Linked DNA regions of Homo sapiens: region 2 is linked to region 1. A link is an interaction called in ENCODE POLR2A ChIA-PET data of the cell type or tissue named here. Cell type or tissue: IMR-90. All regions are shown on one strand. Links, peaks and the distances in the headings refer to the core of each region. The heading gives the core; the rest is flanking DNA.

What was found. ChIA-PET counts read pairs that join two places held together with the same protein. Peaks named below come from ENCODE experiments on the same cell type or tissue, not always from the same donor. Only the 100,000 strongest peaks of a DNase experiment are listed, where the experiment ranks them.
Region 2: POLR2A ChIA-PET joins it to region 1 with 15 read pairs; 5 of 35 experiments call an interaction of 5 or more read pairs at or near these places.

The regions. Positions count from the first base shown.
Region 1 is chr2:203,437,378-203,453,232 of GRCh38, forward strand. RAPH1 (Ras association (RalGDS/AF-6) and pleckstrin homology domains 1) reads right to left here. Exons shown (of 14, transcript NM_213589.3): 11 at 11,361-11,459; 12 at 10,582-10,702; 13 at 7,491-7,633; 14 at 1-4,036. The coding sequence ends at 2,060. Among named protein-coding and RNA genes, the nearest start is that of RAPH1, 90 kb to the right of the region's middle. In IMR-90, for the core only: no CTCF peak of the experiment used is centred there; a DNase peak (open chromatin) is centred at 8,774; H3K27ac peaks cover 190 bases.
Region 2 is chr2:203,276,097-203,291,951 of GRCh38, forward strand. It overlaps CYP20A1 (cytochrome P450 family 20 subfamily A member 1), which reads left to right. Exons shown (of 13, transcript NM_177538.3): 7 at 2,477-2,592; 8 at 3,963-4,017; 9 at 9,516-9,636; 10 at 13,669-13,780. Among named protein-coding and RNA genes, the nearest start is that of ABI2, 44 kb to the right of the region's middle. In IMR-90, for the core only: no CTCF peak of the experiment used is centred there; no DNase peak of the experiment used is centred there.

The DNA.
Region 1 (15,855 bases), core at 4,560-12,559:
GTGCCCCTCAAACTATAAAACTGCAGGCAGAAGACTATGAGAAATTCATTCATGAATCACAGTAGCGCTTGGCAATCTACTCAAACATTACCCAAATTTCTGTGCATGCTTAAATTAACAATGCAGATGTGTTAAAGATCACTTCATAAATATCAAACACAAAACTTGGTGAACAATTTGAAAGACCTAAAAATTAATGGTATATATTCTTATTGCTCCATAACCACATGAACATAACCGAACAATATTCTGGAGATGTAGCAATGGAGAGGTGCTGTTCACTCTCTGTTTACGATGCGGTTTTCGTGGAGTGTGGGTTATGCAAGACCTTGAGTATACTGTACTAATTAAGCACTTTTGCTCATTCTAGAATTATTTACCATCTCTTCCCCCACTTTACTGGCATCACTTTTTCCTTGTGGGACAATGTCAACTGATTTCTGCAGTTTGCATTGGTAATCATTAACAATAGGCACAGACTTTCATTACAAGATGTGCTCCCCTTATAAGTGCTGGGATGGCCCATTTTTATTCTCTTGTTTAGGAGCTGCTCTGAGATTGTTTTATTCCTAATAGTCCAATTTATCATAAGTTGATGAGAGTACTTATTTCTCTCATGTACCAAGGAAAATTCACAGAAAAAAGCATATAGAAGTATAGTGTGTCGTTAGAGCACTGACTCCACGTTATACCAAACTGCACACGCATAAAACGTAATGTCAGTTACTGGACTTGGACTGTCCCACTCCATCAGAACACCTAGTAACCTGAACTAATCACAACCAGGCTGCAGTCAGCAAGGGTCCTGGTAGCCCCAGTAGCTATAAATGAAACTGTCTTCCCTCTCCATGTAGTCCCATACTTAATGAGCTTTTTGTATTACATATTATAACCCATATACAACCAGATTAATGACACCTGTACAGGGGCCAGTTCTGTTCTCTCATCACCCTTCCCTTCTATAGAGCAATGCTCAAAAAATGCATTTTAGAAAATGATTTTGTTTTTCATAATGCACCATATTGGGGCACAGGATGTGTATATTTCATATACCAATTGTCTACAGATATGTAATAACACCTACCTAAAGCACATATTTTAAGAAGGTAACTGGTGACCCAAAGACATACTGGGACAGAACATTACAGAGATAACTGTGTTATCCATCCTCTTAAAATCAATCAAAGTGAGGATCATGAAGCCAAGTTGATAAAGCTTCATAAAACAGTACTAAAAAGGAACTATCCAGAATTATAGCACTAATTATCCATGTATTGTAGGCAAAGAGCTTATCTGTCAGCACATCCTAAATGTGGGTGGATCACTGCAGCAGTACTGCAGCTAGAACAGCTGAGTTAATTACGCCATGTATTTACTTTCTATGCACAACCACATACAGATGATGTCTGTGAACATTTCCCCATCCTGCACTAGTTACCCGTTCTATGAAGCTGAGAGATTTTCCTGATTTAAAGTGCCCCTTCATGTATAGCAATGAAGTGTCAGTCAAGCAATTCTAACTTCAGCCAACTGGGGAAAAACAAACACAAAAGCCTTATAGATACACCAAACATTCTGGTGATTTTTCTCAACCAGAAATAGCACATTCTACATCTATTCCTTAGTTATATAATACACAACATGCACGAATAGGCTACACATGGACAGACACTTATAAATACCTTCTAAATAAGTGATTAGAAGTTTTTGGTCCAATCCACATGATATAGAAATCTTAAGAGACAACACACATCCCCTTCTATGCCTCTTCCACCCAAAATACAGAACACCCATTTTCAGATTAGGAGAGAAAAGGAATAAATAGAATAACTCTCAGCTCTCTCTCTATATACACATACACATACATATATGTATACATATATACACACACTGTACAGCTGTGTGTACATGCACGTGTACACACACACATACACATATAGCTGGACACTACCTGAATAACATCATACCAGGAGGCTCTGAACACCTGAATTCACAGATGATCAGGTGAGCTGATTGTAGCAGTGATTACAGATATCATGAAAATAAAGTCCTATGGTGGCTACCAGTCTCTGGAGAGCTTGGTGTTCTGGTCTCTTTTGGGGGGAGCAGGAGGGGGTCCTCTCCGCAACGTTGCATAGCCTGATATATGACTGCCTCCGTAACCAGCCTTCTGTTGATCAGACAGCAGTTCAGGGGGTGGTGGAGGCAATGCCATATCATCCATGGTGGCTGTTGGTTCTGCTCTGGACATGCGGGAGGAGAGTGAGCCGTGCCGAGTGATGGACTTTCGTTGCAGTGTCCTGTTGAGGTCAGCCAGGAATCCAGGCTGGACACTAAGGCTGGATTTGGGAGAGGTGGGCACTTGTGGCACAACTGTGGCCATTGTTGGCTGCTCAGAAATCTCAGCTTGAGTGAGGCGGGTGCTATCATTCCGTTTGGGTCGTGTGGGTGGAGGGGCCTTCTTCACTGACATTTTAGACCATTGTTGTGGTTGAGGATTAACGACTGCCACTTTTGGAGAGGTGTTTCCCGAGAAAACTGCTGGAATCTCAATGGGGGGCAGAGGAAGCTCTGTTTCAGGTGGAGGGGGTGGAAAATCAGAATCGGATGGAGGAGAAGGAAATTCCACCACGGAGTCCTTTCCACGCCCACTCAGAACAGGGGCTTTTGCTGACACACACCCTTGTTGGAGAACTCCAGGAAGGTTGACTCCAGAAAGATTGAGTTTTCCAGGCTTGGGGGGTGCTGCAGGAGGTGGTAGGGTCTCCTTGCTGGGAGACCCTGATTCTGCTGGCGGTGTAAACTTGCTGACTAGACTGTCCACCGAGGGTCTCTTGGGCTCGGGGTGCTCTGCACCACTGCTGGATTTAATGCTGGAGTTGCGCTGTGGGGTTGGGGGTGGTTTCTTTCCCCCAGGGCTGGACGTCTTACTGGTCTTTTTGCCTGGAGATCCACTTTTGTCAGGGGTAGGAGAAGCTGTGGGTGGAGGTGGTGGTGGTGGGGCTGGGACAGGTGATGGGGGTGGAGGAGGAAACACCAGGCTGCTTTCAGGAGGGGGAGGAGGGAAGTCCGGAGAAGGGACTGGGATGGAGCTGGGCTGCCACTTGGGCTTTGCTTTTACTGCAGGAGGGGACTGTGGAGCTACATTTGCTGGGACAGGCTTTAAGGGCTGAGATTCCATGGCAGGGGGAGTTGGAGGGGGTGGAAACTGGCTGGCTATCTGCTTCACGACCGAGGGCACCGGTGACAGTGGAGAGGGAGGGGGTTTTGCACAGAAGCTCTGTTGCTTGGGTAATGTTGGCGGGGGTACTGGAACAGGAGGGGTAGGGGGAGAGGGTGGAATGTAAGAAGCAGGGAAAGCTGGCTGCTTTTTTGCTGGGGGCACTGGAGGAGTAGGTGTGGGTGGTGCAGCTTGAGTCACAACAGGTGCCACAGTCTTGGTGCTGGTTGGTGCGGGGATGGTCACAAGGGGTTTTGGGGGAGCTTGGGGAGGGAGGGGTGCAGGGATAGGAGGAGGTGGGGGGGGTGTTGGGGGAGCCACCTGAGTAATATGCTGAACTTGATGGATCTTCAGTGGAGGAGGCGGGGCACTGAACTGTGGAAGGGATGGGGCACACGGTGCAGGCTTTAGCTGGGCCATGGCAGAGCCTGGGGTTGGGGGTGGAGGAGGGGGAGGGGGTGGTGGAACAACTCCATTGGGGGGTACCAGGATCTGAGGCTTCACTGACTGTGACTGCATCACTGGGGGTGTTGGCGGCTTAAACAGGGCCCCTGAATGCTGAGACGCATTCTGTAGCCGTGTTATTGTGCTGTACTTGACGAACATTGGGGCTGCTGAGCCTGCAGAAGGTGCAGACTGGCTGGGGAGTGGGGGAGGAGGGGGTGGTGGAGGGGGTGGTGGAGGAGGAGGTGGGGGTGGCGGAGGAGGTAGAGGTGGTGAAGGCTGTGAAGCAGTGTAGGGGGTGACTATCTTAGGTTGCGGGGATAAAGGGGGCACAAGTGAAGTGTAGGGCCGATTCATAGACTCCATTCTGGCCTAAAAGGAGTATAAAAAGGGAGTGGGAGAGAGAAAAACACAACAAACAAAACAGTTACAGAGGTAAGCTTTGATTGTGTAAAACTAAAAAGCAGGGAGTCTGGGACATGCATGAAAAGGATGCAGAAGTTGGTGGTGATCATAAAGATGGACAATGTCAGGAAGGCTAAAATCTGATTGTGCGGGCAAGAAGGAAACAGAAAACTTGTTTTACCCCACAGTAAAATAGCTAGACCATCTAACAATCTAGGAAAAATGTCCGGCTGCAAAAGCTGTTTGAATGGTGACAGGATGCATGACTTCTGACCTTGGCTGTATGACTTTGACACAGCCTGCCCTACATGGAACCCTCTGTGGCGGTCCTCTGAGCACTGGACTTCCAAGGGGAGATGTGATGGCTCCAGTTTACCTTTCAGTCCATGACTGCATCCACATCAAGCAGATGCTATAACTGGGTTTAGGAGGGCTTCCTGGTGGAATGAGGATGGCTTTTTGATGCTAGTAAGCTGACACAGGAGAGTATGAGAATGTTGAGCAGGCGTGCACAGTCACACAGGAATGAATAAGCTTGACACACACACTCGTGTTGGTGTGAGACAATTGCATCCAACATGCACAGAAGTCCAGCAATGCAGGTAAAGGGGGGACATTCTTTACATTTGTTTTACTGGAAAATACATAAAGAAATGCTTTGTAAACATTATAGCAAAAGACTGTAAAAATATCATACAGAAAAAGCCAGAAGAAATTAAGAGGAAGCTCTGGAAGGCTAGAATAAAGAAAATGTATCAAGAAATGGCAGCTAGCATTTGCCAACAACCAACCCATCTGGGTAGCTGAAATGATCACATCTGGTAGTTTATTTCGTGGAGCTAATCATGCACGATGGTGGTTCAGGTACTTTGAAAAGAGGAAAGGAAGGACCCTTGTTTTAAAAACTTTAGGTACATCTTTTAGGCTCTTTGAACAAACTTTGAGGATCCAAGATAAACCATTTGTTTTCAATTTTGAATGACATCGAGAATGCATGGGTTAGTGAACTAGAAGGCTCATTATAGGGCTGAATTCTAATAGCCATCCGGACATTCACATGTTTCTTTTAAAATTACACAAAAAGATTAGTCTGTGAGATTGGGATACAGGCGTCACCGAGGTTAATGTGTTTCCAGAGAACAACCCCTGACCTTAACTTGACCCTGTCTTGGCTGCTTCAGGGGCGCAGGCCTTAGCTGTGCTGGCCTTCTCATTTGGCACCTGAGACTGAGGTAACAGGAGAAGAAATACAGAGTGATCAAGCCTTAAAGCATTACTGCTGACAGCAGGGTTCCTACTCTTCTGAAACTCTGTGCAATAACGGACTTTGCTGCTTAATCACAGAACATTTTGGGTCTGTGATTTTGTTTTCCTTGGCCTTACACATAACTAGGTTCTATAACTTAAAATGCACACGGATCTCACCATTAGTAATTTGGTAAGGCAAAGGGGTTTTTCTTTAGCCATCCGAATTCTGTAAACCAACTTCTTTAGTACATTTTTAAAATACTAGCTCCATCCAAATTGATTAAATGGGGGAAGGGAGAGAGAAATTATTTCTTAAAAGTTTGAGTCTCTAATAAGGGAGTTAAACTCAGTGTTTTGAGAATTTAGATCGTTAGAACCAATTCTCAAATGCTCATTTCTGAAGGAAAGGGCTTCAGCCCCACATGGTGCTACTAAGGCCTTCTCTTCCCTGCGGGAGCCCAGTTAGTGAACCACATATACGAATGAAGGAATAAAAGGAAAAATGTCCATTTATTCTCATTCGTGAATGTACCTGTATAAGTGATTCAGACCAAAAGCACCCCCCACCAAAAAATTAAATAAATAAATAAAAACAATTATTAGTAAAAATAAAATAGTTGAGCCCAGGGTGCCACTGGTTCCTCAATGATGGAGTGACCTCTTGCATATTGAAATGGTGACTACAGCCAGGACACATCCTTGCCTACACAACTACAGATGATGTCTGATAGAAGGCCATGATGTCTTTCAAATGAACTGAAGAACCTCTCTATTTTCCTAATTATAGTCTTGCAATAACTATACTCATCCTTCAGTCTCACTGCACAATATACTATGCAAGGCTCAGGAATCCAAAACTTTTAAGGGAAATGATTTTAATTTAGTCTTCCACATAAAGTATAATTTGAAAAAATTCATCAATGCCCAAAGAAATGGCAAAAGCATTAAAAAAAAAAAAGGTAAGGAATGAGTCTGAATAAATTAACCAATAAAGAAATAACTGGACTGAATATGGTGGCTCATGCCTGTAATCCCAGGACTTTGGAAAGCCGAGGCAGGAGGATCGCTTGAGGCCAGGAGTTCGAGACCAGCCCAGGCAAAATAGCCAGACCTTGTCTCTACCAAAAAATAAAAAACTAGCCAGGCATGGTGGTGTGCACCTGTAGTCCCAACTACTCAGGCAACTACTCGGGAGGCTGAGGTGAGCAAGCAGGCTGAGGTGGGAGGATCATTTGAGCCCAGGAGGCTTAAGTGAGCCCTGATAACACCACTGCATTCCAGCCTGGGTGACGGGAAAGGGAGAGGGAGAGGGAGAGGAGGGGATGGGGAGAAGGAAGGAAAGGAAGGGAAGGAAGGGAGAGAAGGAAGGGGAGGGAGGGAGGGAAGTGAGGGGAGGGAGGAAAGGAGGGAAGGAAGGAAGAAAAGAATAAAAAAGAAGAGAAAAAAAGAGAGAGAGAGGCTGGGCACGGTGGCTCTCGCCTGTAATCCCAGCACTCTGGGAGGCTGAGGCAGGTGGATCTCGAAGTCAAGAGGTTGAAACCATCCTAGACAACAGGGTGAAACCCTGTCTCTACTAAAAATACAAAAATTAGCTGGGCGTGGTAGCATGTGCCTATAATCCCAGCTACTCGGGAGGCTGAGGCAGGAGAATCGTTTGAACCCGGGAGGCGAAGGCTGCAGTGAGCTGAGATCACGCCACTGCACTCCAGCCTGGCGACAGACTGACACTCTGTCAAAAAAAAAAAAAAAAAAAAAGGAAGAAGAAAAAAAGACAGGAAAGAAGAGAGAGAACTGTAAACAGCTTCTCTAGAATTTAGGGCATTTGCAATAGATGGTGTTTTGCCATCCAAACTGCTTAAAGGTGGAAAGGAAGAAATTGTTATTTCTTAAAAATCTGAGCCACTGATGAAAGAATTAAACTGCCAGTTTTTTTTGTTTTTTTGAGATTTTAAGTCATTAGAGCCAATTTGTAAAATACTCATTTCCAAGGGGAAGTCAAATCAACAGGTCTCTCTGAACTGTCTTTACCCACTACAATTAGGAAGATTGAAAATTAATAAAGGAGACTGAAATAAGGCCAAATAAGATCCCCGATAAAGACATAAGAGAGCAACAATTTAAACCCAAAAGAATACCACAGAATTTTCAATGTAAATTAAAACGAAGCTGTTACCTTGCTGGACTCTTCCAACTGAGTGCCTCGTTTCCAGGCTTCAGAGAATACGGAGCTCACAATGCTCTGGGAACGGACGTGTCCTGCTGGCTGGGTGTCAGAAACTCCGCTATCAGACTGATTGGAGTGGTTTGACTGAGACTCTGTTTAAAATAGTTTTTTAAACATAGGTTTAAAAGAGTCAGTATTCTGACAATATTCATATGTATGTCTAGTTAGATCTTTTACACAAGGTCAAGTGCTGTGTACAACAGCACCAAGTTATTTTACTCATTTCATCATAAACACAGCCAGTATTTTCTACTAGAAAACTTCCCTTACCTTGGAATTAAGAAATCTCAGATTAGTGTTAAATATTTCACCATGAGAGACTGATAATTATAATAAATGATTCACATAACATTATTGGTATCCTGACACCCAGTCTTGCATGAAATCAACTCTAAACAATAAAAGAATTAATGAACCATCAGTAGAGGAGTCTCTCAATCATGTCTGCATTACATTGAGAATCAGCCTTTTTAATACCCCTGCCTTAAGGTCACGCCAGAATTGTAACTTAGGAATTCGGATCTATACACAATGATTATTTCCTTTTTTCTAGCAATGAGCAATACTTAGAATTTGACCCTCTAGTGCGAAGTGTGTTTCCTAGGGATTTAGGTATTGGACCCATAGGGTGGCAGCTGTGCTGTATCCTGGCCTGTCAGCAAGGCACAAAAAAGTTTTGAAAGGAGTGGGGCCTGGTGGGAATGGCTGTGAGCATACAGTGTCTCTTTGCCGCCTGAGCAAGGAGGCTGAGGTGGGAGGATCATTTGAGCCCAGGAGAGTTAAGTGAGCTATGATAACACCACTGCATTCCAGCCTGGGTGATGGGAGAGGAAGGAAGGAAAAGGAAGGGGAACCATGTTCTGGAAGGGTTGTTGGTTGGTTTTTTTTCCCCATTTTAATAAATATTTTCTTAGAATAGTTTTAAGATATCTACATATTAGATATTTGAATATTAGAACAGTTTTAGCACAGAATTCCTACATACCCGGCATCCAGTTTACCCATTTAGCAATATGTTTGGTTTTAAAGAAATTCTCCTTTGGGGAAAAAGTGTCCTCTTTTAATTTTATTCCCTTTTCCCCATTATTAACATGTTACATTACTATACTACATTTGTCACAACTAAGGAAATGTCCTGCTACTATTAACTACGCTCCACACTTTATTTGGATTTCACTAGTTTTTCCCTCATGTGCCTTTTCTGATCCAGGACACCACGTCACAGTTAGTCATCATGTCTCCTATAACGGCTTCTCAGAATTTCCTGTTTTTGATGACTTAGACAGTTTTGAGGAATAGTGGTCAGGTATCTTGTAGACTGTCTCTCAGTTTTGGTTTGTCTGATGCTTTTTCTCTTGATTAGTCTGTTTATGGAACTTGGGGAGGAAGATCATAGAGGAAAAAAGCCATTCTCACACACTATGTCAAAGGTCCCTATAACCAATGTGACTTAGATACTGACCTTGACCACATGGTTGTGGCAGTGTTTGTCAGGTTTCTCCACTGTGAAGTTACCCCTAATCCCCGTTCCATAATCACTGGAAGCAAGTCACTAAGCACAGTCCACACTTGAGGACTTAGGTAAGCTCTACTTCCTTCAGGACAAAGTGTCTTCATAAATCATTTAGAAATCTACACAGGACAGTTCTCTCCTCTTCCCCATTTATTTATTCAATGATTTATTTACATCAGTATAAACTCATGGATATTTATGTCCATGGGTTACAATCCTATACTATATTACTTATTGTATTGCTCAAATTGTTCCAGCTTTGACCTTTGGAGCTCTTTCAGACTGGCTCCTCTGTGTATCCCTTTGACATATTCTCATCTTGTGTTTTGTGAGACAGGGTCTCGTTCTGTTGCACAAGCTGGAGCACAGTGGTGTGATTATAGCTCACTGCAGCCTTGAACTTTTGGGCTCAAGCAATCCTCCTGCCTCAGCCTCCTGAGTTGCTAGGACTATGTGTACTACTAAGTCTGGCTAATTTAAAAAAAAAAAAAAAAAAAAGTTGTGGAGATGGGGTCTTGCTGTGCTGCCCAGGCTGGTTTTGAACTACTGGGCTCACGTGATCCCTTAACCTAGGCCTCCCAAAGCATTGGCATTACAGGCGTCAGCCACTGTGCCTGGCCCTACTGTCGTTTTTTAAGCATTCCCTTACTTTCTGGCATTACAAGATGCTCTAGGCTCATCTTGTATATATTCTCTGCTGCAGCCCTATAATTTGCCATTTCTTTGAGAGCCTTGGTTTTCTTTTCTTTCTTTTTTTTTTTTTTTTTTGAAGAATGGTATTAGAAACCATGATCTATTTAAGCAGCATCCTTGGCCAAAATTTAATAAAACGAAAAAACAAAAAGAAACCTCTATGATCTAGGGACTGGGTATTCTCATTGTTCCTGGGGTATCACTGCTTCTAGTCCTCAGTGGACAGCACTAGGAAATGTATGTGTATATACACATTCTAAATTTGTTTTTACTTAATAGAGATGAAATAGAGTCATGCAGCTTTTAAATATACTACTAAAGTTATTATTTCTTTCATCACATCCAATGCAAAAATTTAAAAATTCTGCTTTTAGATGACATGGATCTCATTCATGAAACATTTTGAATTGAAAGAAGATTTATGTTAAGATGTAATCATAGCATGCACTTGTTTAAAGGATATAGGAATCTGAAGGAGTGCAGCTTCTTCATGGTTTCTGAGTACAAAGATTCTTTCCAAGTAATGTTTTATCCCAAATTATGCATTAACAGTGTCCAGCAGTATGTATGTTTTGAATAAATTTTATAAATATAAATAACAAAACTGGCTTTAGAAATCTATATACTGATTTTTCATTTCAAATACATTTGTGAACTAGCCCATGATACTGTACCCTCTAGCAATTTTTAAAAAGGCATCTATTGATTATAATTTAGGAATTAAGTATGGCTCCGGTTTTTAAGAATCAAGTTGAAATTTCCAGGTCTACTATCAGTCTCTACAGAGACCTTCATATTAATCGCAAAATAGTGCTTTGAAGCATTTTGAACTACCTGGGATGCTGGAAGAACTGGATCCCGATTTAATGCTGGAGCTGGATAAGGAAGTCCAATCATAGGCTGACTCTGTCCTCTTCAAGGCTTCTTGGTAGTTCATATAGAGCTGCTTCCCATACTAAAGAGAAGACAGGAAATGGTGACATCTAAACTTTACTGAGTATGATACAGAAGGATAAGGTGAAATGGGGGACATATTTCTGTTTACTGATTGATGGTCTGTATTAAAATTAATACCTATGATAGTTCAAAAATTCCTCTAATACCATAAATTATAATCTATTCTTATTTCTCCTCATTTTTAGAGGGGCAGCAAGAAGTCAACACTTGATTCTGTTTGTTATAAACATTAATGTTTTTTCACCCCAAATTCTTGATCCAAGGGCAGCTTTTTAGCACTCTTCAGGATACTGCTCCAAATGTGGTTGGTAAATGATCATTACTTAAAGTAATTTAATTTTTCCAAAACTTACTTTGCTTAGGCTAAACTCTACTATTTAAGAATCATATAATGCATTCTCCAAAGCCAAAATAAATCACTTTGATACTACACAAGCTTTTACCAGCAATATTATTCCAAGTATACCAAATGTTAAAAGTTTATCCCTATAAACAAGGAAAAAAGACAACATTTAAAACTTGAAACTTAGGCCTGAAAAACGTAGGCACTGGCAAATCCATGAACATGAAATAGTCAGAATAGTTGTCATGAAAACGAAAACTATATCATCGACAAACACCTCATTATTCCATCATCAAATCAAAAGGAGACATGCCTTTGCAATGCGGATCCCATTGACCCACTGATGCAGTGTCCTCACATCATCACAACAAAGGTATTTGATATATTGAGATTTCTTCTGGATTTGTGGATGCTGCAAGATTAAAGACAAAATCCAACTAAGTCCCTTGGAGAACTAAAGAAAAACAAACTTTATCAAAGCTTAAACATATCCTGACAAGTTATAGGCCATTAGAGTAATGGCCAATACATTTATGCTTCTTATATGGCCATAAGGCCAAATAAAGTAGCCCATAAGAATTTTTACAAAGTAAATGAGAAAGAAACTTTTGTGAAATTTTAGATCAAGATATCCAAGTTAAAATAGATCTTCACATCTTGAGAAATTCCCAAACGTTCCTTCTACATTTCAAAGAAACAAAGTTCATCAAGGTTAACAGAGTCCATAGAATTCTCCATCTATAAGATTATGGAAAAGGAAGAGAATGTTTAATTTCACTTTCAACCCACTGAAATTATGGGTGCAGAAGACTCCAAATCAGAGAGGGACTTTGACAAAGCTTCAGTGTCTAGAGGTGAGGTGAATTACTGGGCTGGGTACACCAAGCCTATGGCACAGCACCTGGGACAAGAATCTACAGTCACACCTGTCACAGGGAAGTACAGCCCTGTAGGTCCCACTCTCTACCAAACTGCAGGGCTGCAGCACTTGCCTCCAGGGGACACATAGATGTCAACAGCATCTTCACATTTAGTTTTCACAACCCACTGTACTTTTCAGTTGAGGCTTGGATGAGAGGTGACTGACTGAACCTTGGCTACAAAATCCAGGTGTTAGGAATATGTTTAAGAAATTTTAACACCACTGAGCCTCAACCAGTAGGTCCTTGGAAAGAAAAGCCCTAAATCACACTTGTTCTGAATGTAATGACTTATGAACACCACATCTCTTTTCAACTATTCTGAAAACCAAAAAACTAATGGCTATAATTTGCCTGGAAAAAATTTTAAATTTGTGTTCAGTTATAAGAAAGAAAAAGGCCAGATATGGTGGCTCATGCCTGTAAACCCAGCACTTTGGGAGGCCGAGGCGGGTGGATCAAGGAGTCAGGAGTTCGAGACCAACCTGACCAACACGGTGAAACCCCGTCTCTATTAAAAATACAAAAATTAGTTGGACGTGGTGGTGCATGCCTGTAATCCCAGCTACTCAGGAGGCTGACACAGGAGAATCGCTTAAACCCAGGAGGCAGAGGTTGCAGTGAGCCAAGATCGTGCCACCGCACTCCAGCCTGGGTAACAGAGCGAGACTTCGTCTCCAAAAAAAAAAAAAAACAAAGAAAGAAAGAAAAAAAGCTTTAAAAGAATTTAGTTTTCCAAAATTCCCCAATCATAGTCATTTGTTGTGAAAATCCATGAGCTCAATAAAATAAGCAATTTAAATAAGTTTTCAATCCATCAAGAATAGATGGCCACCAACATAAGTTATGTATCTGCATTGTTAAAGATCAATCACTCTGGTCTACAATGAGGGAAAAAAAAAAGAAACCCATTAATTCTATTCTTTGCTTTTCAGAGCTCAGCTCCTATAACATTTAATACCAAAACCAATTTTCTTGTTGAAGGTTATAGTCAGTTTTAAACAATAAACCCTCAACAATAAGAGGTTAGCAAAATAATACCTAACAGTCTTCCCTCCTGATAATATAGGCCCTCTCTTGGAATATGCTCCTTGTCCACGGTAAATTACATTATAATAAACCATAATAGTGACCTTGAAAAAGCAAAGGAGGGCAGACAGAGAAGTATGTATTCTTCTATAAAAGGAGGAAGGGGGATTTTACCTCATTCATTCATTCAACAGATACTTATTGAGAACTATTTGCCAGGTGCTTCAGGTAGGTTTAGTGATGAGCAAAACAAAAGCCATAGTTTGTGCAGAAGATAAAATAGGCCAACTGAAAAGAGCTCTGTTAGTGTTGCCAGTGAGGGCTTAAGAGACTGTTCTGCTTCATGGAGGCACTGCCTGCAGGGCAAGGTTCAGAGATCTCAGCAAGCTGCTTTAGATGGCTCGCAACTGTATCACCACGCCCTCCCTTCATGGTGATTTGCAAACTTGACTGCATAGGTGTTCAACTGTAGCAGAAGCCCAAGTGTGCATGTGTGCTTCCATGCGTTCTGCACAAAAAGAGGGTTTTTTTTTTTTTTTAATCAAAACAACATCTGGGAAAATCAAAGAGAAATTATCCTCCACCCTGTTCTCCTCATCTCTCTAACCTGGGAATACAGATAATAACCTGAAGAGTACTATGGTATAAGTATGAGTCTTTTTAAGTCAAGTATCAGATTACTGCTAGTTTAAAATTCCTTTTAGAACCTCAAAACATTTTTTCATCCTCTCACATAATAAAGGCATTCATTACTTTCCTTATGGTCATCCAGGCTCTGTACAAGTACTTCTGCAGATTGTCTGTTCTGCTAATACATTATTTTATTAAAAGTGGCATTTATTGCACCCTTGCTATGTACTAGACACTATGTAAAATATTTCACATACTTCACATTTTTCATTAAATACTCACAAAACCTCTCTGAGTTACATATTATTATCTCCATGTTCCAAGAAGAAAGCAAGGCACAGAGTAAGGTTAAAACAGCGCTCAAAATTGCTTCCGATAAGTGAAAGGTAGTACTAGAATTTGAACCCATGCAATCTCATCCCAGAGTGCATGCTTTTAACTACTATTTCATACTACTGCCTTATTAAAATGTGCCCCTTTGAATCTGCTACCTCTGCTCCTTTTTTCCCCACAATATTATGCTGTCATTTTTAAAATTATACCAGGGTTAAGAGGAAGGCTGGAGGAAACATTCATTGCTAAAAACCAGAAGCTCCACATTTAGATTCTTAAGAGAGTCCAGAGAACATATAATGAAATTGCTCCCAAAACAGATGAATACCTATTAAGAAAGAAAGGTCAACATTTCATTTTTAAAATGACCCTGACAGGTTGAGTGCAGGCCCCTATGGCTATCTCCTCCTCCCCACTTCTTTCCTGGCAGAGCCTTACCTCTCACCTATATCCCACAGGGTGTGAATTCTGACTGGTGTAAGCCAACCATAGTAGTTTTATTCCCTTGTCAGTGATTGGCTTGTCAGCAGAAAATGTACTCTGGGCCAGTAACTCTCAAAAGGAGGGTGGTTGAGTAACTTCTGTGAAATAGTTCCTTCCTCTTATAAAAGACAAATACAGGGAGCAATAATCCCTCTTCTGCTGGCTGGATTTTTCTGGGTCTACATGTGATGCATAGAACTGCAGCAGCCATCTTGGGACTGTGAGGTGAATCAGCCTGAGAATAAGCTGATATGCGGGAAGTAGAACAAGGAAAGATGGAAAGAATTTGAGTTCTCACTGACAACCTTGAGCCACTGAAATAACCAACCAACTTTTACTGTTTTCATGTTATGAGAGTCCCCCAATAACTTTCTTTTACGTGGATTATGTCTACTGATATTGAAGGAGTTAAAAATGTACCACCCTGGCATATTGACTAAGTTAAAAGACACTTGAAAAACAGCAGGTACAGAAGATCACTCTGACCTTCATGCTATTTCTTAAAAGCCTTAGAAGATGAAATTACCATGCAAAAGATGCTTTCTCAATACTAGAAAGCGAAAATATCTTTCTCCTCAGGGATGAGAAGTTGAAACCAACAGAATTCTGTACAGACCTTGTTAAAATAACTCGTATCTTTAAGGCTTCACATATAATTTAGTTGCTTCTTCACAAATTATTCTTTGTCCAATCCAGTATACAAGTAATTATGCTTTTCTCCTGTTGATCTCTTATGTCAATTTAATTTGTGTGCCCAGCTAGGACCCTAAGAGTATGAAGTGAAGTTTTTCCACCCCAGCAATACTTACATTATAAATTAAAACTAAGAAAAAAATTAAACTACAAGAATACACAGGCCAGGCCAGGCACAGTAGCTCACGCCTATAATCCCAGCACTTCAGCAGACTGAGGCAGGCGGATCACTTGAGGCCAGTCTGACCAACATGGCAAAACCTCATCTGTCCTAAAAATACAAAAATTAACTGGGTGTGGTGGCATGTGGCTGTAGTCCCAGCTACTCGGGAAGCTAAGGCATGAGAACTACTTGAACCCGGGAGGCAGAGGTTGCAGTGAGCCGAGATCACATCAGCCAGGGAGACAGAGTGAGACTGTCTCAAAAATAAATAAATAAATAAATAGACAAACACACATTACACTAGCGTGAAGATACCATCACATGTCATATAACCTCTTAGAAAACTCCACTATACATATGTGAGAGAATGAAAGTTCAAGAGGCAAATAACATCTTAGCATTATTAAATAATTTTGACATCATGGTCTTAGGGACTGACTCTCAGGAGACTGTGGACCTCATTTTGAAAACTGCTGAATTAAGCTACTTTGTACTGACTTTTAAAAAACTATTTGCACCTAAAGGTACCTAAAATGATACAGTGGTGTTCCCCAAAA
Region 2 (15,855 bases), core at 5,217-13,216, 160 kb before region 1:
ATACCCAGATGTTCAAAGGAAGAATATTCCATGTAGAGGAAAAGTAATTACAGAGTCCTTGAAGTAGGACTCTGCTGCTGTATTTGAAGTACAACAGGAAGGCCAGTATGGCTGGAATGAAGTGAGTGAGAAGAGGAGCAGAAGATGAGGTCAGAAAGACTGGAGACAGGAATGGGTTTTGTATGGCTTACAGACCATTGTGTGACTAGGTTGTTACTATGAGGTAGGAAGCCACTGGCAGGTTTTGAGCAGAGTTACCATCTGAGTTATGTTACAAAAGGATCACTTTGACTGGTATGATAGACTGTATGGGTCCAGAGCAAAAGCAGGGAAACTAGTTAGAAGGCTGCTGCAATAAACCAGGCATGAGAGATAATGTGGCTTGGACCAAGTGGCAGGCAACAGGAAATATAGAACAAGAAAAAAAAAAGGAGGAAGAAAATAATTTGGTACTTTGAGGGTAGACCTACCAACACTGGCTGACAGATTAAAATTAGGGTATAAGGGAGAGGGAGACACCAAGGTTTTTGGCCTAGTTGCAAAAGGAGGTTGTCGGGAAATAAGATGGGGAAGACTATGGGAAGATCCAGGATTTGGGGGAAAGCTCAAGAGTTCAGTGTTTGGTATGCTTCAGACAACCAAGTGCAGAGGTTGAGTTTGTTATTAGAGTTAGATACATGAGTCTGGAGCTGAAGAGAAAGAAGTCCTGACTAGAAATACAGATTTGGAAGTGCACGGTACATATATTGCACTGAAAGCCTTGAGATTAGAGATCACCAGGTAGTGAATATAGATAGAAAAAGGAAAGAGGTCCCAAAACAGCCCTGTCCTTGAGCATTTCATTACTGAGAAATTCAAGAGATTGAAAAAGAATCAAAAAAGGAGACAGAATGAGCAGGCAGTAAAGTGGGAGGGAAGTGTGGAGTCTAGGGGAGTATAGTCCTGGGAACCACATGAAAAAGTGTTTCTTGGCCGGGCGTGGTGGCTCATGCCTGTAATCCCGGCACTTTGGAAGGCTGACATGGGCGGATCACAAGGTCAGGAGATGGAGACCATCCTGGCTAACACGGTGAAACCCCGTCTCTACTAAAAATATAAAAAATTAGCCGGGCGTGGTGGCACACGCCTATAGTCCCAGCTACTCAGGAGGCTGAGGCAGGAGAATCGTTTGAACCCGGGAGGTGGAGGTTGCAGTAAGCTGAGATTGCGCCACTGCACCCCAGCCTGGGTGACAGAGGAACACTCTGTCTCAAAAAAAAAAAGAAAAAGAAAAAGTGTTTCTTGGAGAATACGTTATCAACATCATCAGTGATATGATAGGTCAAGTAAGATGAAGACTGAAACATTTGTGTATAATTTTATGGGCCATTGGATATCAGTTATTGATATCTTTTAGGTTTTTATTTTATATATTTATTTATTTAGAGATAAATAAAATATTTATTTATTTATTCTCTCGCCCAGGCTGGAGTGAAGTGGCACAATCTTGGCTCACTGCAACCTCTGCTGCCCAGGTTCAAGCGATTCTCCTGCCTCAGCCTCCTGAGTAACTGAGATTACAGGTGCCTGCCACTGAGCCCACCTAATTTTTGTATTTTTAGTAGAGATGGGGTTTTGCCATCTTGGCCAGGGTGGTCTTGAACTCCTGACCTCGTGATTCACCTGCCTCGGCCTCCCAAAGTGCTGGGATTACAGGCATGAGCCACTGCGCCCAGCCTCTTTTAGGTTTTTAGAAATTTGCTTTTCTGATTATCTCACATCTGTTTCTATCCCTAAATAAGTGATTCCTGATTTGGGAGAAGGAATGGAGTTAAGAAGACAGAATTTAGAAGGAAGGTGGATGATATCAGAGAAGAAAGGCTTATGTGTTTGGAGGCCTCTAAAGTGCTGGTATTAGGCCAGGTGCGGGTGGCTCACGCCTGTAATCCCAGCACTTTAAGAGGCCGAGGCGGATGGATTGCTTGAGCCCAGGAGTTTGAGACCGGCCTGGCCAACATGGTGAAACCCCGTCTCTACCAAAAATACAAAAATTAGCTGGGCGTGGTGGCATGTCTGTAGTCCCAGCTACTTGGGAGGCTGAGATGGGAGAATCACCTGAGCCTGGGAAGTCAAGGCTGCAGTAAGCCAAGATCACACCACTACACTGCAGCCTGGGCAACAGAGCAAGACTGTGTCTCAAAAATAAAAGAAAAAGTCAAGTGCTGGCATTGCTCTACTTCTTGACCTAGGTGGTTGGTGGTGATTTATAATTATTCCTTAAACTGTACTTACATGCTTTGTGCACTTTTTTGTATGTATGTTAAATTTGGCAAAAAAGGAAGAAAATGATGAGTTTAAACATAAATTAGCTTTCTTTGTTGTTGGTTACTAACTTTGAAGGTTTTCTTCATATAGTAACATTGCACAGAATTATTTTTTTAAAGTTCAGTCTCCACTAATGCTTGTATTCTAAAATTATTTTGTTTTTTTCTCTAAGCCCTCATGCAACTGGAGTCTGTTTTAAGGAACATCATAAAAGAACGAAAAGGAAGGAACTTCAGTCAACATATTTTCATTGACTCCTTAGTACAAGGGAACCTTAATGACCAACAGGTGATATAATTGTTAAATGTTTATCAGGTAAAAAAATAAGCCAGAGCCAGGCACAATGGCTCATGACTGTAGTCCCAGCTACTTGAGAGGGTGAGGTGGGAGGATCACTTGAACCCAAGAGATCAAGGCCAACTTGGGCAATATAGCAAGACGCCATCTATAAAAAATAATGATAATCACACATATATACAGTGTGCTTTTCATTCACTTTAATCCAGATACCCTCCTAGAGTTCAGTGGCTTAAGAGAAGCATCATACATGTTTTTTTGGGTTTTTTGTTGTTGTTGTTGTTTTGAGATGGAGTCTCGCTATGTCGCCCGGCTGGAGTGCAGTGGCACGATCTCTGCTCACTGCAACCTCCACCTCCTGGGTTCAAGCGATTCTCCTGCCTCAGCCTCCCAAGTAGCTGGGACTACAGACGCGCACCACCACGCCCAGATAATTTTTCTGTATTTTTAGTAGAGACGGAGTTTCACCTTGTTGGCCAGGATGGTCTCTATCTCTTTCACATCATGATCCACCCGCCTTGGCCTCCCAAAGTGCTGGGATTACAGGTGTGAGCCACTGCACCCAGCTGCATCGTACATCTTTTATTGTACATCATTGGTAGTACAAGTACTTGGTCTCTATTATTTAGCTCTTTGAGGCAGCTGTATATTATTTAATATTATTAAATTGAGCCAAAATTCTTGAATTACAAAAGAGGAGAAGGACTTGTGTTAGGTGTATTAGACTAAATCACTTTGCCTGCTTGACCAGGTGTGGCAGTGTGGCTTGTTGACAATACTGCCAACATACCACTGCATTTGTGGTATTGTCAGGCCAGTGAGGTGAGTTGTTATTGCCACACCTCTTCATTGTAGGAATCTTCTGCCTCACTATACACATGCAAGTCCTTGTAGCCAGAAGTAGTTTGATATATGTTGGTGCAGAAATTGAATTTGGCTTCCAGGACAGGGATGAGATCTTCTGTCCTATTTCTGAGGCTTCATTGCTGTTTACTAGGCTAAGCCAGAAAAATAGGACCGAGTTTGTTTACCAAAGTAGATCATGAACCAGTAATACTCACAACAAATACCCTGATTTGATCATTACATGTTGTATACATGTACCGAAAATCACTTGTACTCCCAAAATACATACAACTATAGTTCATCAATTTTAAAAATATTTTTAAAAAGCAGTGTGGTATTTAGGTTGGTATTCACATTATACAGATTTGGTTTTTTGTTTTAGTGAAAACATCAAAATGAAATAATATACTTTTTTTTTCATTGACACTAATTTTATGCTGTAGATTATTTTAGCAGGGCCTAATATAGGCTACCTTACATTTTTCACACTTTCTAAACTTAGTTTTGTTTCCTAGATCCTAGAAGACAGTATGATATTTTCTCTGGCCAGTTGCATAATAACTGCAAAATGTAAGTATAAATTGATTTCTTTTTCAGAGGAATTACTAAATATATAGGCTGAGCACAGTGGCTCACACCTGTAATCCCAACACTTGGGGAGGCTGAGGTGGGAGATTGCTTGAGGCCAGGAGTTGGAGGCCAGCTCAGAAAACAGAGACCCTCTCTACAAAAAAAATAAGTTAACTGAGCATGATGGCCCGTGCCTGTAGTCTCAGCTGCTCAAGAGGATGAATCACGAGGATGGAGGCTACAGTGAACTGTGATTGTGCACTCCAGCCTGAAAACAGAGTGAGACCCTGTCTCAAAAAAAACAAGGCCAGGCATGGCAACTCACACCTGTAATCCCAGCACTTTTTGGGAGGCCAGGGCAGGAGGATCACTTGAGCCCAGGAGTTCGAGACCAGTCTGGGCAACATAGTGAGACCTCGTCTCTGCTAAAAATAACAATTAGCTGGGTGTGGTGGCGCATGCCTGTGGTTGCAGCCACTCGGGAAGCTGAGGCAGGATCATCACTTGAGCCCAAGAGATTGAAGCTGCAGTGAGTGATGGTCACACTATTGCATTCCAGCCTGGGCAACAGAGCAAGACTGTCTCAAAACAAACAAACAAAAATAAAACACTGTTTAGAGGACTTCTTTATAATTTTTCCCTCTTTTTTAGTCTTGTTTTAAAGGGCTGACTCACATAAGTGCTTTTTTTCTTAACCCCAAGTGCTTAAAGCCACCTCTGAAAATTGCCATAAATTTCTTGACACATTTTATGGATTGTGAATTCTTGTTAGTGCCTTTAAAATGAACTGCTGTTGACACCTTTCCAACCAAAACAGTGAGCTTTTCATTTCCTGCTGCTGCTTTCCACTTTGACTCCAAGCTAGTCTGCTATTACTAAGGTCTACCAACAAGAGTATATAGGCCACAGAAATCACGATTTAAAAGAACTCCTCTCGTTGGAATTGAAGGTGATTTTTATGTAAAATTGTAAAATATTTGATATGTTTCTAAGTTTCCTCACTTGGTTTTTAGATTGGTGGAGTACCATTTATTTATACAGTATTTATAAAAAATACTTCAATAGGCATAAAAATACACTAAGATAAAAATACTTAAAGGAAGTATTAGGGGACCAGGCAAGGTGGCTCACAGCTATAATGCCAGCACTCTGGGAGGCCGAGGTGGATGAATCACTGGAGCCCAGAAATTTGGGACCAGCCTGGGCAACACAGCGGAAACCCATCTCTATAAAAAATTCAAAAATTAGCCAGGCCTGGTGGCACACACTTGTAATCCCAGTTATGTAAGGAAGGCTAAGGTGGGAGGATCACCTAAGCCCAGGAGGTTGAGGTTGCAGTGAGCCATGATTGCACCACTGGACTGCAGCCTGGGTGACAGAGTGAGACCCTGTCAAAAAACAAAAGGAGGCCAGGCATGGTGACTCATGCCTGTAATCCCAGCACTATGGGAGGCTGAGGTGGGCAGATCACAAGGTCAGGAGTTCGAGACCAGCCTGACCAACATGGTGAAACCCTGTCTCTACTAAAAATACAAAAATTAGCCAAGTGTGGGGGCACATGCCTGTAATCTCAGCTACTGAGGAGGCTGAGGCAAAAGAATCGCTTGAACCCCAGAGGCAGAGGTTACAGTGAGCTGAGATCGCACCACTGCACTCCAGCCTGGGTGACAGAGCGACACTCTGTCTCAAAAAAAAACAAAAAACAAAAGGAAGTATTAGGACATGAATTTAAATTTTAGAAAATTTGTGTTCACTTGAAGGATTTCATTTATATCCCTCAATGTTTAAGGAAGCTTTCTTTAAAAGGATACAAATGTAAACGTCCCATAAATTTTTCTTCTTTAACATATAGAAATGTCCAGATACTATAGATGACTAAATTGAATTTAGGTAAGCATATGTCAAAAATAATGTATTCAACCTTTTTTTTTTTTTTTTTTTGAGACGGAGTTTTGCTCTTGTCACCCAGGCTGTAGTGCAATTGCGCGATTTCAGGTCACTGCAACCTCCACCTCCTCGATTCAAGTGATTCTCCTGCCTTAGCCCCCTGAGTAGCTGGGATTACAGGCGCCTGCAACTATGCTTGGCTAATTTTTGTATTTTAAGTAGAGACCATGTTGGCCAAGCTGGTCTTGAACTGACCTCAGGTGCTCCACCTGCCTCGGCCTCCCAAGGTGCTAGGATTACAGTCGTGAGCCACCACGTCCTGCCTTATTCAACCTTTTTTTAAAAATGCCTATTTGTTTGGTCCAGTGGTGCACACTTGTCCCAGCTACGTTGGAGGCTGAGGTGGGAGGATTGCGTGAGCCCCAGGAGTTTGCCTAACTTGGGCAATAAAACAAGACCCCAGCTTAAAAAAAATTAGTATAAAAATAGATTTAAAATCCTTGTTTTTAAAACGCATTACATTAAACCTAATATGTCTTTGCTAAAGACCTTTAAAAATCTAAATCACTTGTGCTCCGGACACCAAGAAAAGTGACTATTTCCAAGGTTGAATTAATATTTTAATCTTATTTTCAGTTTTTAGGGAGATTTTAGGAGTATTGCTATGTATTTGGATGTAGGTTAGTGGTTTTTTAAGTCTCCTCCGAAGTTTTTGAGAGAGTAGATAAATAAGAAACCTTAATAAGTCCTTACTCTGCCCCTTATTAGCCTTGGGCAAGATACTTATCTCTGCATTTTCCTCCTTTTCTAAAATAGGAGTTTAGCTCCAGATGACCTTCCAAGTTATCTCTAAGCTATGAAATTGTGTCTGATTCAGTATTGTATTTAAAACACATTAAGTGGCTTAAAATCACATTTTAAAGCTATTTTCAGTCATCATTTTTAAGAGTCCTACAAAGGAACCAGTGTGACAGGCTGGGCAATATAGTGGGACACAATCTCTACAAAAAAAATAATAAATTGTAGTTAGCTGTGCATGGTGGCATGTGCCTGTAGTCCCAGCTACTTGGGAAGCTGAGGTGGGAGGATCAATTTAGCCAGGAGATCAAGGCCTCAAGTGAGCTGTGATCACTACCACTGCACTCCAGCCTGGGTGACAGAGTGTGACCCTATCTAAAAAAAAACCCACAAACCAAAAGTCAATGTGAGAATTTTTTTTTTTTTTTTTTTTTTTGAGGCAGAGTCTCACTCTGTCGCCCAGGCTGGAGTGCAGTGGTGCAATCTCGGCTCACTGCAACCTCCACCTCCCAAGTTCAAGCGATTCTCCTGCCTCAGCCTCCCAAGTAGCTGGGACTACAGGCGCCCACTACCACACCTGGCTAATTTTTTGTATTTTTAGTAGAGACGAGGTTTCACTGTGTTGGCCAGGCTGATCTCGAACTCCTGACCTCGTGATCTGCCCGCCTTGGCCTCCCAAAGTGCTGAGATTACAGGCGTGAGCCACCACACCCAGCCAATGTGAGATTATTAAATTCATATTGTTATATTAATTTTTTTTTTTTTTTTTGAGACTGAGTCTTGCTCTGTCACCAGGCTGGAGTGCAGTGGCGCCATCTCGGCTCACTGCAACCTCTGCCTCCCGGGTTCAAGCAATTCTCCTGCCTCAGCCTTCCAAGTAGCTGGGACTAGAGGCGCGTGCCACCATGCCCAGCTAATTTTTGTATTTTTAGTAGAGACAGGGTTTCACCATGTTGGCCAGGATGGTCTCGTTCTCTTGACCTTGTGATCTGCCCGCCTCGGCCTCCCAAAGTGCTGGGATTACAGGTGTGAGCCACTGCATCCGGCCTGTTATATTAATTTTAAGTGATAATATAGTCAAGCAGAGTACAGGATTGACCACTGTGTGCAAATCTTTGTGGTGACTCCTTCAGTTGTATATTACTCTATGTTGTAAAATTGTGTGACATACATATTGTACACTGCACAAGTTTTCACATCACTTGTAAAATAGCAATTCTACAGTTCACTCAGAAGCCATAATGAAGAGGCATATGTAGGGAAAAGTTAAGGACAGGCAGTCACTCATGTTTTTTGTGAACTCTAGATATAAGAAAACTAATCAGAGTAATTGAGTACCAGGTTACTACTGATTTTAATGGTAACAATATTGGTAATAAGGTGAATCAGGCAAACTTTTTTTTATAAATTAACTTTGAGATAAGTTTAAGTTAACCCTTAGCGCAGGAAAGAGATCATTGGTAAGTAAAGTACAAGTTACTAGAAGGATATTAAAAAGTATTTGACACAGGAACAATAGAGCTACAGATGGTGTCAGCTCAAACATATTCTAGGGAAAGAGGTAGTATATATGTTCAGAAGTTTCCATTCTTTTAATAGTTATAATCCCAGTGTATTACTAAAGGAAATATAACTACTCTTTTTCCTCTGTTTTTTTCTCAACATGTAATTTCTTTACATTTTCATTTCTTCTGGTTTTTTTCTCAACATGTAATTTCTTTACATTTTCATTTCCTCAGTGAATACAATCCATAAACCAGTTTAAGCTAAAGTAAGCCATGAGCCAGTGATCTTCCCATTTTGGCGTTGAGATAAATTCGATATTCCATTTGTTAAAAGTACAGATGTTTGGACATTACCACAAACCTACTGAACCAGAATTTGTGAATGTGAGGTTATAGCATCAGCCATCTCCCAGGTGGTTTTTGAGAACCACTGCTTTTTTTTTTTTTTTTTTTTTTTTTTGAGACAGGATCTCACTTGATTGCCCAGGGTGGAGTGCAGTGGCACGGTCACAGCTCACTGCAGCCTCAACCTCCTGGGCTCAAGTGATCATCCCATCTCAGTCTCCCAAGTAGCTGGGACTATAGGCACACACCACCACACCCAGCTGATTTTTGAGTTTTTTGTAGAGATGGGGTTTTGCCATGTTGCCCAGACTAGTCTTGAACTCCTGAGCCTACGCAATCCCCCAGCTTCAGATTCCCTCCCAAAGTGATCCCCTCCGTGTGATCCCCTCCCGAAGTGCTGGGGTTACAGGTGTGAGCCACCACGTCTGGTTGAGAACTGTTCTAAGCAATAACCACTCACAAATTTTGAGCCAGTGTATTTACCATCACAAGTAAATATTTTAGAATATTGATTTATCGATAAATCTGCTAGCTTGATTTGTCTGAATTATTTCATTAGTGCTCCTAAGTGAACTGATAAATCGGCCTAATAAGGTTGAGTGCATGAGATAATCCATTGCAACAGCCAACATTGAGCACTCCTACAGATATGATATTTATTTATTATCATAACTATTTTACCTAAGGTAAAATTAAGTGGCTCCAGTTACTTACCAGTTTTAAGAAAGAAGGCATCCAGATTGCACTATGTCTGTTGGAGGGCATTCTGTAAATATTGATGTTCCATATAATATAAACCCTGTGAAGAATTTTACTTTTTAGTAGCACTTATATATCTTCTATATCATGGGAGAAAAAAAGCAAATACAAAAATCCCACCCTAAATAAGTAGTTTTTTTCTTATTCTATACCCAAGCCATGAGTTAGCTATTTTCATTGTTATTCATATAATGTTTGACCTAGTGTGTACCTGGGCAATCTGTTTTTTAACCACCTCTGAAGAAGTTCAAAAAAAATTATATGAAGAGATAAACCAAGTTTTTGGAAATGGTCCTGTTACTCCAGAGAAAATTGAGCAGCTCAGGTAAGAACACAATAAAAAGAGGAGATTATTAAAAGGTAAATTTGAACTGGTTTATCTAATTTAAAGCTATTGTTGCTATCTAGGAAAGCTACATATTTTTATAGGACTTAAAGTATTTATATGTAGATTTTATTAGGTAAATGAATCTGCTTTTTAAAATCATAAGGTTGTGTGGGAAATGTTTAACTTAGCCTGTGAAATAGTACTAATGAAGTCAAGCAAGTATGACACTCATACTTTGTTGATGGTCATAAAAAATAGACAGCCACATTAGATAATAATATAGTAGGCTTGACCGGGCGTGGTGGCTCACACCTGTAATCCCAGCACTTTGGGAGGCCAAGGTAAGTGGATCACTTAAGCCTAGTAGTTCAAGGCCAGCTTGGGCAACACGGAAATGCAAAATATTGGCCAGATGTGCTGGGACGTGCCTGTAGTCCAAGCTACTCAGGAGGCTTAGGTGGGAGGATCACCTCAGCTCAGGAGGTCGAGGCTACAGTGATTGCATCACTGCACTCCAGCCTGGGTTACAGAGCAAGACCCTGTCTCAAAAGAAAAGAAAACAATAGAAAACAATATGATAGGCTCTTAAAAAGTTCAACATACACTTATATGACCCAGCAGTTCCACTCCTTGGAATTTCATTCAAGATAAATGAAAACATGACTACACAAAGTCCTGTTTGCATATATTCATAGCAAATTGGAAGTAGTTCAAATGTTCAACTGGTAAATAGATAAACAAATTGTGGTATTACCATACCATAGAATACTACCAAGTAATAAAAAGGAACACCGTATCAATACACACAACAACACAGATGAATCTTAGTGATTTAAGGGAAAGAAGTGAAACATAAAATACTGGCTACTATATGATTTCCTTTGTGTGAAATTCTAGAAAAGGCAAACTGTGGTGATAAAAAGCATACTGTTGGAGGCTAGGAATGGGGATCAACTACAAAGGGGCATGAAGAAAATGAAACTATCATATATTACTTGTGGTTGTAGTTACGCAATTGTATACAATTACTAAAATTCAAACCGTACAGGTAAAATGGGTTAATTTTATTGCATATAACTATACCTTAATTTAATTTTTTTTTAATTGCAACTGTGATTGCTTCTGGGTTAGAAGTCTGAGACTGGGTAGCAAGCAACCCTATCTTGGAGCATAAAATCAACTATAGAAAAGATAGAGTGGCTGGGCGCAGTGGCCCACACCTGTAATCCCACCAATTTGGGAGGCCAAGGTAAGAGGATCACCTGAGCCCAGGAGTGCAAGACCAGCCAGAGCAACATGGCAAAACCCTATCTCTAAAAAAAAAATACAAAAAATTAGCCAGGGATGGTGGTGCATGGCTGTAGTCCTAGCTACTCAGGAGGCTGATATAGGAGAATCACCTGAGCCCAGGAAGTCCAGGCTGGAGTGAGCTACGATCACACCACTACACTCCATCCTGGTGACAGTGAGACCCTATCTCAAAAAAAAAAAAAAAAAAAAAAAAGAAAAGATAACCACTGGAAAGAACTAGGAGGCTTTTAAATGTTGGAAGTTTTATTTATTACATTGACTGTAACTATTATTTTAAAAGTAATACTAGTTGTCTTTTGAAGTTTTTATCATACCGAAGTGTATGAAGTAGAAGGTGAGGTTCCTTTGTAAATGTGCCCTTAAGCCCGTAACAGTTGGGCTAGGCGCAGTGACTCATGCTTATAATCCCAATAATTTGGGAGGCTGAGGCTGGAGGATTGCTTGAGCCCAGGAGTTTGAGACCATTCACGGCAACATAGTGGGAGCCTGTCTCTACAAAATATTTAAAAATTAGCCAGACATAAAGGCATGTGCCTATGGTTACAACTACTAGGGAGGCTGAGGTGGGAGGATCACTTGGGCCTGGGAGGTTGAGGCTGCAGCATGATAGAGTGTCACTGCACTCCAGCCTGGGCAACAGAGCAAGAACCTATCTCTTAAAAATAAGTAAATAAATAATTTTTAAAAGTTTAAGCTCTAATATAGCTTATGAAGCATTTCAAAAGCTGGGCCTTGTGTACTCCCACCTTATCCTCACTTGTGCCTCTTCATAGCTTTCAGTTTAGCTCTACTCAAAGTCTTTAGTTTCTTATCTCCTGTCCTGGCTTTTGCACAAACTACTCCTCTGTATAGATTCTCTTTTCGTCTCTTCTTTAGTTAAGTCCGGGTTTTGGTTTTTGGTTTTGGGGTGGAGTGTTTTTTTATCGTCGGTGGTGGTTTGAGTTTTTCTTTTCTTTTTTTTTTAATGTTGTTGTTGTTGTTTGCAGGTTTCAGCCTGTGTTTATTTCTCTCTCTCTTTTTTTTTTTTTTTTTTTTTTCAGATGCAGTCCCTTTCTGTCACCCAGGCAGGATTGCAGTGGCGCAATCTCAGCTCACTGCACCCTCCACCTCCTGGGTTCAAACGATTCTCATGCCGCAGCTTTCCAAGTAGTTGGAATTACAGGCATGCACCACCACACCTAGCTATTTTTTGTATTTTTAGTAGACACAGGGTTTTACCATGTTGGCCAGGCTGGTCTCGAACTCCTGGCCTCAAGTGATCCACCCGCCTCTGGCTCCCAAAATGCTGGGATTACAGACATGTGCCACCACGCCCAGCCCAGCCTGTGTTTATTTCTCTACAAAGCCCTTTCCCTAGAGTAGCTGCTCCTACCTTATATTCCAGTAATACCCTGAACTTCCTTTATAACATGTGCTATACTTAATTGTTCATCCTTTATGTCCTATCCAATCTGCCTCCCCACTGCCAACTAGATTCTGAACCCCTTTGATGATGTATCTCTTGTTTATTGTTGTAGCTCAGTATCTAGCACAGTGCTTCACATGCAGCAGGTACGCAATAAATATTTATACAGAGGAAAGGAAGGAAGAATGTTTCCCCTTTTGATTTTGTTGTTTTTGATGTTACAAACAATTAACACTTCTGTGCTTACATCTTTACTAATATTTCCAAATATTTCTGTATAATAAGGTCCTAGAAGTGAGCTTCTAGTTGAAGGATGTATGCAGTAGGACAGTGGTTAAGATTTGAATCCTGTGACACACAACTTACCTGCTGTGTGATCTTAAATAACTGCCTCTGATTTTAATCTGTAAAATTAGAATAATAATAGTACCCATGGGTTTCTTGTAAGGATTCGATAAGATCCTGTATATAGAGCATTTAAGTGAACTGACTCATAGCAAGATTGCAATACATTTTAGTTTTTATTCTCGTTGTGATGTACACTTAAGAGTTTGATATATATTGCCAAATTATGCTTCTGAAAGGTTTTACCAGTTTATACTTCCACCAATTGGATATGAGAATGTCTTTTTCTCCATCTTTTTCTAGTAATATCTGCTCTCATTCTTTTTCATCTTTGTCAATCTGGCAAGTAAAAAAAATGCTATGATTGGCAATCTTTAAGTTGTTAATTAAGTTGAGTATCATTTCATATGTCTTCAGGCCATTTGTAAGTTTTTGTGAATTGCTTTTTGTATTCTCCGTCCCTGTTTCTATGGGATTGTTGGATTATTTTAATTACTTTTAAAGAGGTTTTATACATGAAAGATATATTTACTGAAAATATTTTTCCTAGTTATCTTTAGAAATATGTAAACAAAATGTTTCTCTAGTTAGGTTATGTATATTTTTCTTTATAATTTTCTGTCAGCTTCGTGCTAAAAATAAACTTTTTAAAAATTGTAGAAACATTATTTTGAGTTTTCTTCTGGTACTTTTAAAAGTGTTTTTATTTGTTGAAATCTTTATCTACCTAGAGTTATATACAGATTTATAACAAATCTTATAAAAATGTATTTATTTTAAAATTTATAAAATTGTTAATCTTTATGTACTTCTAATATATAACATATCTTTAAGCAGATAAGAATTATGATGGGACTATTTCAAGTTGGGAATGTTTGAGCAGTTGTTGAAGAACGTTTTTTAAATGTATGTACATTTCTAACTGCCTCCCAAAATAAACATCTTCAAAAAAAATTTTTTTAAAACAGATATTGTCAGCATGTGCTTTGTGAAACTGTTCGAACTGCCAAACTGACTCCAGTTTCTGCCCAGCTTCAAGATATTGAAGGAAAAATTGACCGATTTATTATTCCTAGAGAGGTAGAAAACCTTTAATATGTTTAATTCATTCAGCTATTCTCAACTCTTTTGGTGTGTGTGTGTGTATATATATATATATTTTAGACAGAGGTTTGCTCTTGTCACCCAGGCTGGAGTGCAATGGCGCGATCTTGGCTCACTGCAACCTCCACCTCCCAGGTTCAAGGGATTCTCCTGTCTCAGCCTCCCGAGTAGCGGGGATTACAGGCGCCCGCCACCATGGCCAGCTAATTTTTGTATTTTTAGTAGAGACGGGGTTTCACCATCTTGGCCAAGCTGGTCTTGAACTCCTGACCTCAGGTGATCTGCCAACCTTGGCCTCCCAAAGTGCTGGGATTACACACATGAGCCACTGCACCCAGCCTGGTGTGTATTTTAAATTTGTTTAAAGTGGCAAATAAATGCTACCCATTATTAAATAAAAGACACAATTATTTTAGTTACAAAATAATATGTGCTTGTTTTAAAGTTCAAGCAATATAAAAGTCTTCCTTCCCAAAAGGTACTACTGTTAGCAGTTTAGTATGTATTTTTATAGACCTATTTCTGTGTATGTATATTACTCTGTGTATATATGTATAGAAACACACATATACATATGTATTAAACAATTTATATGTGAAAAGTTACTCTTTCTATATTGTTCTTTAATTTTCTTTTATTGAATGTATCATGGCTATTAGTATACCTAGCACTTGATACAGATTTGACTCATTATTATTAATGGCTGCATAATATTCCATTGTGTGAATGTACCATGATTTATTTTTTAATTTAATTTTTTGAGACAGAGTATCACTCTGTCACCCATCCTGGAGTGCAGTTGTGCAATCTTGGCTCACTGCAACCTCCGCCTCCCGAGTTCAAGTGATTCTCCTGCCTCAGCCTCCTGAGTAGCTGGGATTACAGGCTTGTGCCACAAGGCCTGGCTGATTTTTATATTTTTAGTAGAGATGGGGTTTCACCATGTTGGCCAGGCTGGTCTCGAACTCTTGGCCTCAAGTGATCCACCTGCCTCCACCTCTCAACATGCTGGGATTACAGGCATGAGCCACCATGCCCATCTAGCATAATTTATTTAAGCAGCCCCCGCTAGTGGAAATTATGATTGACATTATTTTTTTTAATTATATACTGGTACAGGTGTTGAGTAGAGTCTGAGACACGGAGTTTTTGTGTCAAAGTCCATGTATATGTTCAGTTATTATTATTTTTAGACAGGGTCTTGCTCTGTTACCTAGGCTGGAGTGCAGTGGTGTGATTGCAGCCTCGACCTCCCAGGCTTAAGTGATCCTGCCACCTCAGCTTCCCAAGTAGCTGGACTAAATTTTTTTATTTTTTATAAAGACAGAGTCTCACTATGTTGTCCAGGCTGATATGGAACTCCTGGGCTCAAGTGATCCTCCTACCTCAGCCTCCCAAAGTGGTGAGATTATAGGCATTAGCCACTGCACTGGGCCATGTGTACGTTAAATTTAAAATGTTCTCTAAAAGGCATTTTATACTTCTAGCAACAATGTATGAGAATGTTTTTTCTTTCCAAATCCTCACTGCCTCTGAATTTGAGTCTTATGTATATTTTATGAATCTTGCTTTTCTCTGATCATTGGAGAGATAGAACAAATTTTCATACATATATTAACAGTTTGTGTTTTTCTTTTGTTAATTCTGTCTTTATAACTTTCACTCATTTTTCTAGTGAGCTTATATATATTTGTATATTATACAAATTCTGTCAATTATATAGCAAATAACTTTTACTGTTGCTTACATTTTTTTTTGTTATTGTTTTTTAACTGGATGCAGATTTTTTTTTTATACTTTAAGTTTTAGGGTACATGTGTACAACGTGCAGGTTTGTTACATATGTATACATGTGCCATGTTGGTGTGCTGCACCCATTAACTCGACATTTAACATTAGGTATATCTCCTAATGCTATCCCTCCCCGCTCCCTCCACGCCACAACAGGCCCCGGTGTGTGATGTTCCCCTTCTTGTGTCCATGTGTTCTCATTGTTCACTTCCCACCTATGAGTGAGAACATGCGGTGTTTGGTTTTTTGTCCTTGCGATA